Regions from separate parts of the Homo sapiens genome. Here region 1 is linked to region 2. The links are chromatin contacts, found by Hi-C or POLR2A ChIA-PET in ENCODE. All regions are on one chromosome and are shown on one strand. The core of a region is the stretch at or near the end of the contact, and the rest is flanking DNA. Distances in the headings are between cores, read along the strand shown. Region 1 holds the start of SHISA4 (shisa family member 4). Region 2 overlaps NAV1 (neuron navigator 1).

Region 1 (3,375 bases), core at 303-2,802, 180 kb before region 2:
AGACAAAGAACAGGTCCTCTCACCTTCCAACACTCATAGGACGGAGTCCTCATTATGCTGGCTCCAACTCCTGGCCAGCAGGGGGGCCATGGCATGCTGAGATTTGGGGTTCCTTGTGGGGCTCTGCCCAGTCCCTGTGAAGGAGATCTTAGAGGACCTCCACTTCCCAGAAGGCTATGCTGCCTGGCTGGCTAGTGTGAAGCATACGGGGATTTGCAGTGCGCCCCCAACCATTGCTTTTATATCTACAACTTAAATGATTAGACATACAGCATAACACTGAAAGGAGCCTTAGAAATAATCTAGAGCCATTTTTTCCAAACCCCGCTTCAATCAGAAGTCTCTATATCTATTTTATATATGATATATTAAAAAAAAGTTTGACAACCACTAATTTGGCAAGCAATGACCCATAGAAGGCAAGTGTCTTCTCCAAGATCACACAGCTAGTAAGAAGTGGACCTGGGAATCAAACCCAAGTCTCCTGCCTTTGTGCCAGAGCTTCTTCCACAAAGCTACACTGTCGTCCGGGTGTTAACCTTGAACCCTCCCTCCCCATGACCTGGCAGGACCAAAGGGAGGGCTCCAGAAAGAACCTGGAAACCCCGGGCCCAGTCAAAGCCTATGAAGGTAACTAACATGCCTTTTCTGGAACTCCCAGGCACCAGCACCTAAGCACCTAGCTCTGCCGCCAGGCTTGAGTCCTGGTGACTCTATTCAGCTAAGAATGTGGAGGTCGACAACGGAGGAGGCAGGAGTCCGGGAGGGAGGAAGAGGAGGCCTCTGGAGAAAAGGATAGAGGAGGTGGTGAGGGTGAGGAGGCAGGAACCCACCTGAAGGCCAGGCAGTGCTTCTGCTGCCTCTCGGTGATAAGCAAGGTCAGGTCCCTGCAGCAGTACCGATGGTAGCAGGTCCCGCAGCAGAAGGTGAAGAACTCGCAGTTAAACCCCGGATGCCAGGAGCCATTCCGGTCCAGGTACCACAGGCAGTCCTCGCCGGCCAGCACTGCGGGCAGGGATTGGGGGTGCCCAGTGGCCACCAGGCCAGTTCATCCCCAGCCGCGCTCGGCCCCACTCCCCCGGCGGTCCCCAGCCTGACGGCTCCCGAACACTGAGGGTTGCCCCTTGTCTCCACCCTGAGGGTCTCAGCCCCAGAGCCCCCGAGGCCTCTGCCTGAAGCTGACCCTGCACCCCGGGATCAGCCTCCCATGGCCCAGCATCCTGGAGCTCCCTCTTCCCGCTTCTTGAGGACCCAGCAACACCCAAGGCTCCCGTGGCAGCCGGAGGGTCTCGGAGAAGCCCCGAGCCCAAGCCCCTCGGATCGGTCCCTCCCCTTCCTCCGCCCCCATCCCACTCCTGCCGCATCTCTCCCCATCCCCTTACCCAGGGGAGCCCCCAGCACCAACAGAGCGATTGCGGTGAGCGGCGCGGCCCGGCGGAGCCCCGCGGGTGGCATGGTGGGGGCTGGGCGCGGCCGGGGTCGGGCCTCCCAGAGAAGGGACCGCAGGACCAAGCCGGCCAGCTGGAGCTGCGGCGGGGCCCAGCCCGCGGCCAGGCTCGGGCTCCTCTTCCGCCTCCTCTGGGGGTGGGACTAAGCGCCCCGCCCGCGCTAACCCAGCCGGCGCGGCTCCGCGCAGCGCCCAGGAGTCCACCCACCAGCGACGCCCACCTAGCCTCTGGAGCTGGGTGCCCCTCACCCAGCAGAGCACTGCCCTGCTCCCCCTGTCCCCGGCTCCGCGGTGGTTCCTCCCATCCGAGCCACCATGGGCACTGCGGGCAGTTGGGCACTGCGGCCAGGGAAGCCTGGCTGTGTCCTGGACCCGCCCCCGGCCTGGGCCCAATCACTATGCTGGACTCCAGAAGCCCTGATCCTGGTGCCACCTCCGAATGCCCAGACACATGGGCCAACCCTGGAGGAGCAGGGCTGGACCTTCACTTGTGGGGGACCTCCTCTGCCGCGTCCAGCCTGGGACATCCTGTCGGGGGCGGAGAGGGAAAGAGGCTGGATGTCACCCCGCCCCCATTCCCAGAACACAAGCACTCATTGAGAGGCATTCAGAGTGGCTTTGTCCCCAGCGGTGCCCACAGGCCTGAACCCTGCCAGCTGCACTGGCTCCCTACGATGGACCCTTCCCCCTTCAAGTGGACAGAGCTGGCATGCACCAGCCCATGGCCTCACTAGCAGGGAAGGCAGGCTGCTGGGGCCACCTGGGGCCCATCCAGTTAAACACTCTTCACAGTGAAAGCCCTTCACAGAGCAAGCCTGTACTGCAATAGCCACCGGAGCATAGGGAGGGCAACAGTTAATTTCAGGTGGGCAACAGTTAATTCCAGGTGGAGACAGTGTTTTAGGATGGGAGAGGTCAGTCTTCACAGGTTTATACTGAGTGCCAGTGACTATGCCCCATGCTACATGAGGTACCCTCCGAGGAACTGCAAATTAAGCCAGGGAGATCATCAAAAGCCTACCTTAATCCCCTGCCATGTACACCCTTTCACACACTTCTGGGCTTCCACATCTACCTCACTGGAATCTTTCCACAACTCCATGAACTAAGCAAGGTTCATCAGTGTTATCAATCGCATTTCACAGACTGAGAAACTAGGACTCATGGAGGTTAAAGAACTTGTTCAAGGTAATACAGCCAGTAAATGGTAGAGGCATCAGGAAGACCCAAATCTAAATCAGGGTTGATCCCCAGCCGCAACAGCAGACAGTGTAGACAGTGAGTATTTCTTGTGTTCTGGGGTGAGAGAATCAGGACAGGTCCATGGAAGGCCCAGTAGAATCTTAGTAGGTTAGGGAAGGACAGCCGAAAGAGGAGCTACCCCATCCTGGGCCCCTGTGGGTGCTGGCACACCTACCCAAGAGAGCTGGAATAGGAGAGGATAGGCTCCTGCCCCAGAAAGTTGCTGGTAGCCTGATGGGCAAGAGTATGTCCTCACGCAGGACACAGTCATAAATGCAGCAGCAGGGACAAAGAGAAACGCCTCTGAATCCAGCACCACCTACTCAGTGTGCCCATTGCCATCCATCTCCTCTTTCCTACACTAAAAGCTCCATGACTGCAGGGACCACGTGGCTGTGTTCAATGTGGCCATCCAGCCCTAGCCATCAGTGTTGTCATTGTTGGTTGAATCATCTTCAGATAAGGGACTGTCTTTCCTGCCCAGAGCTGAATCTCCCATGTGTACCCTTGACCCCTGCTGATTTGTCTCTTCATTATCCCATCTCTTTAGTGTCTTTAGCTTCTCACACCTTACCAGCTTCTTTTCCCTAGGAAATCTCAAGTCTCTCCTATTTAAAGCAAAGCAAAGCAAAGCAAACCAAACCAAACCACATCCTTCCTAAAACTCATCCCTCTCTAGCTACTTT
Region 2 (3,558 bases), core at 1,040-3,539:
CAGTTTCATTTCCTCTCCAGCCACAGTCTGACCCAGACTCTCCTCGCTGGGGGAAATGAACCAGTAGAAATTGAGGAAGCAGCACAGGAGTAAAGGCTTCTGAAAAGGAATGGAATCCAGTTATCCTGGGAGTTCCTGGGTGAAAACAGCCTTGCAGGAAGCACACACTGGACCATAAGCTCCGAGGATGAAGCTTGTGTGTGTTCTGGGGAGCCAGTGCCCAGCGCTGTGCCTGGCACACAGCTGGCATGGGTTCTGAGCATGCAGAGTACAGAACCTACCCTCATCAGCCAGCGTGACTCTGGCAGGTGCCTCCCTGCCCCCAGCCTCATTCTCTAACCCAGGGAGTATGTATATATCCTGTCTACTTCCAGGGCTAAGGGAAGGGCTCATTGATAGAAAGCCCTTTAAAAAGTAAAAGAGCCGGCAGGGCGTGGTGGCTCACACCTGTAATCCCAGCACTTTGGGTGGCCGAAGTGGGTGGATTACCTGAGGTCAGGAGTTCTAGACCAGCCTGGCCAACATGGTGAAACCCCATCTCTACTAAAAATACAAAAATTAGCCGGTGTGGTGGCACGCACCTGTAGTCCCAGCTACTTCAGAGGCTGAGGCAGAAGAATCGCTTGACCTGGGAGACAGAGGTTGCAGTGAGCTGAGATCATGCCAAGGCACTCCAGCCTGGGAGACAGTGAGACTCTGTCTCAAAAAAAAAAAAAAAAGAGCCATAAAAAGTCAGGGAATCATTGTTTTGGCTACCAGTGTGGAACAGGAATAATATAAACCAAAGCCTATGAGAGGAAGTGGCTCTAGGTCCACAGTAAACAGAAAAACCAGCTCCGGGGCTCTTGGTTCCTTTCCTATAAAGGGAGGCAGAAGCCAGAGGCCCTAGACGCTCCCCCTAAACCAGTCAGCATTATGCAAAAGGCTTGATTGAAGCCTCCCCTTTCCCACTAGAAGCAGAAAACCAATAGCGCCTGCCTAGGGTCAAGCTGTCCGGCTTAACGGAGGGACTGGGGGCTGGCTGCTCTGAGTCAGTGGCACCAGGAGGCTGGAGCTGCTACTTCTCTCCTACTCCTGTGAGTGAGTCATTTGGGGTGTGGCCCTCTCAGCAACTAAGCACTTTCTGGTGTCTTTGGCATGAGGCTGGTGGGTGACTTGGTGCTGAGAGATGTTCCAACAATTTCCTTGGATGGGGGAAGGCAGATGTCCAAGATTTCATCCGCTGGGTCCTAAACTGATAAGCCAAGCTCTGCCAGATCCCTGCTTCACTTGGGCTCCTGCTGGGGGCTTGGGGCTATGAGGGATGGCAGTAAGGGACAGATGTAAGGGGGTCCTGGAGCCCCCACCATCCACCTTTTTCCAGGACTTCCTTGGTCACCTCCCTTTCAGTAGTCAGGGTTCTGCTGGCCTGAGCAGAGGTAATCCCCAGAGAGTTTTGATTTATCTTACCATTTAAAATACTCGAGATGTCTGGGAGTAAAGGGCTGAGTGTCCAAGATGCGGGCATGGGCTGGGGATAGGGGGAGGAGTAGTACAAGGAAGGAGAAGGAGAAGGGTCATCTAAGCAGGAAGAACTACAGCCAACGGCTGAAAGCTACTTAAGACTAAGTGCAGTTCCACATCAGAGTTGCTGCAATCCCACAATGCACCGGGGTGACTGAAAGGTAGTGAGTTGGCCGGGCGCGGTGGCTCACGCCTGTAATCCCAGCACTTTGGGAGGCCAAGGCGTGTGGATCACTTGAGGCCAGGAGTTTGAGACTGGCCTGGCCAACATGGTGAAACCCCATCTCTACTAAAAATACAAAAATTAGCTGGGCGTGATGGCACACAGCTGTAATCCCAGCTACTCGGGAGGCTGAGGCAGTGGGCGACAGAATGAGACTCGGTCTTTAAAAATAATAACAAAATATTTTTAAAAAGCCTATGTTAAAAATAAAAAAAGAAAGGTAATGAGTTCTTTGTCATTGGTGGTATGTAAATATGTCCATGGGTGTGGTCCCATCCTCAGAATCCCAAATGGCCACACCCTGGGCTAAAGAAAGTCCTTTTCCACTGCCCCTGTGTCCCAACTTTGCTCTTAATTTTCCAGCCCCAGGAGTTGGAGAGGAATCTACTTCCAGTCTAACTGGGGAGGCTTCCTAGCCCTCACACAGCCTTCCTGCCCCACACCCCCCATGATTTCCCAATCTGGCTGTCTGTTCTGCCTCCCGCTGTCCCCAGAGCTTAGCCCAGCCCTCTGCCCCACTTGGAGCTGACAGCATGAGCTCATCTGGGCAGTCCAAGGAGCCAGCAAGGGAAATTCTGAGTCACAGCAGAGCCTGTGGCCAGGACTTTGCTCCAGAGAGAGGTGCCGTGGGAAGGCTGAGTGCCCCATGCAGCTGGAGGCTATGAGGTCTCTGCAGGGAGTGGGCTAGGGGGACACACCTAACAGGGCATGGAGCTGGGTGACACTGTGTGGGCCCTGTTGAGCACTCAAGCCTCCCTCAGTGGCTCGTAGAAGAGGCCAGGGGGCACCTAACTGACACAAGAGTGAAAAGACCCAGGTGTTGAGAAGGGAATTGATTCTAGACCCCTAGTTTAATGGAGACTTAGGAACAGGAAGAGAGCATTTAGTAAACCTTCTCTTGACAGATTGAGGAGACAGAGGTCTAATGAAGGAGACTGACTATCAAAGATCACACATTGAGCTGTGTAATGGCTTCCACTTCCTGGCTCCTAAGCTAGTGATTTTCAAGCTGATTTGCTGAAATGAAATGAAATGTTCAGGCACAAGCAGACAGAAGACAAAGCCAAGCTTCTCTTGTTGAGATAAATGGATTTCCTCCTCCTTCTGCAGTGGCTCCACGCATCAGGCCACCTGGCTGACCTGGCAGAGGTGTGGAGGGACCCGGGGGCCCTGCCCTCCAGAATGGGGTGGAGAGCCAGGAAGGCAGAGGGCATGACCCTCTCTGCAGCTCGAGCTTACCTGTGAGTCACCTGGGACCCTCGCAGGCTGGACATGGTCTCTTCCAGGTTCTGCCGGAGATCCAGGACATTCTGCACTGTCCTCTTTCTCTGGGACTCTGGGTCTGGTAGGGAGAGAAGGAAGAGCTGGGTGAGTGAAGAGAACTTAATGCTGGGATCCTGGGGGTCAGGAAGTGGAGATTGACAGTGTCCCCAGGAGGCTAGTCCCTGGGCCATGATAGTCACCTTCCTCCTCCCTTTCCCAAAGACAACCAACAGAATGGGCCCTCTCAAAGGCCCTGGACATGTGCCATTGAGCCCTCTGAACCCCAGATCCTGGCAGGGGGTACAGGCATGGCTTTCTGTGTCTGTGCACTCCTTTCAGAGCCCCCAAGGAACTGCCTCTACCTCTGGCTTTGTTTTGGGGAGGCCCTGCTTCTCATAGCAGAGGTCCTGGGCAAGATTTCTCGTGGTTGAGATGAGCTGGAACATCTGCCTGAAACCCCCTATCCAGGGTTGTGCTGGTAAATGTTTAACAACTGGCTTTCGGAGGAAGGGGACACCGATGTGTGGTGTTTGCCAATTTCCCTGGTATAAAGCCTCCTATCATGGCCA

What was found. A loop is a pair of places that touch in the nucleus more often than their neighbours do. ChIA-PET counts read pairs that join two places held with the same protein, here RNA polymerase II (POLR2A). Pooled maps may share reads with other maps.
Region 1: a map of heart right ventricle shows a loop between it and region 2 (2.4-fold over the local background). The contact joins the promoter of SHISA4 here to the enhancer-like site in region 2. A Hi-C loop is called at or near these places in 3 of 168 maps with a recorded cell type or tissue (MCF 10A, gastrocnemius medialis and heart right ventricle) and 4 of 50 pooled maps. POLR2A ChIA-PET finds 5 or more read pairs at or near these places in 2 of 52 experiments (Panc1 and activated CD8-positive, alpha-beta memory T cell).

The regions. Positions count from the first base shown.
Region 1 is chr1:201,887,075-201,890,449 of GRCh38, reverse strand. SHISA4 (shisa family member 4) reads right to left here and starts at 1,552. Exons shown (of 5, transcript NM_198149.3): 1 at 1,383-1,552; 2 at 834-1,005. The coding sequence starts at 1,455. RefSeq lists enhancers at 1,415-1,709, 1,550-2,059.
Region 2 is chr1:201,712,327-201,715,884 of GRCh38, reverse strand. It overlaps NAV1 (neuron navigator 1), which reads right to left. Exons shown (of 34, transcript NM_001389617.1): 6 at 2,966-3,068. The region is part of intron 2 of IPO9-AS1 (IPO9 antisense RNA 1); the gene reads left to right. Among named protein-coding and RNA genes, the nearest start is that of MIR5191, 5.4 kb to the left of the region's middle. RefSeq lists enhancers at 2,130-2,424, 2,268-2,956. Within about 2 kb of position 2,289, at least 35 of the 41 ENCODE cell types and tissues checked have a DNase peak (open chromatin) inside an H3K27ac peak, as active enhancers do; they include Panc1, gastrocnemius medialis and heart right ventricle, where a contact is called at or near this core.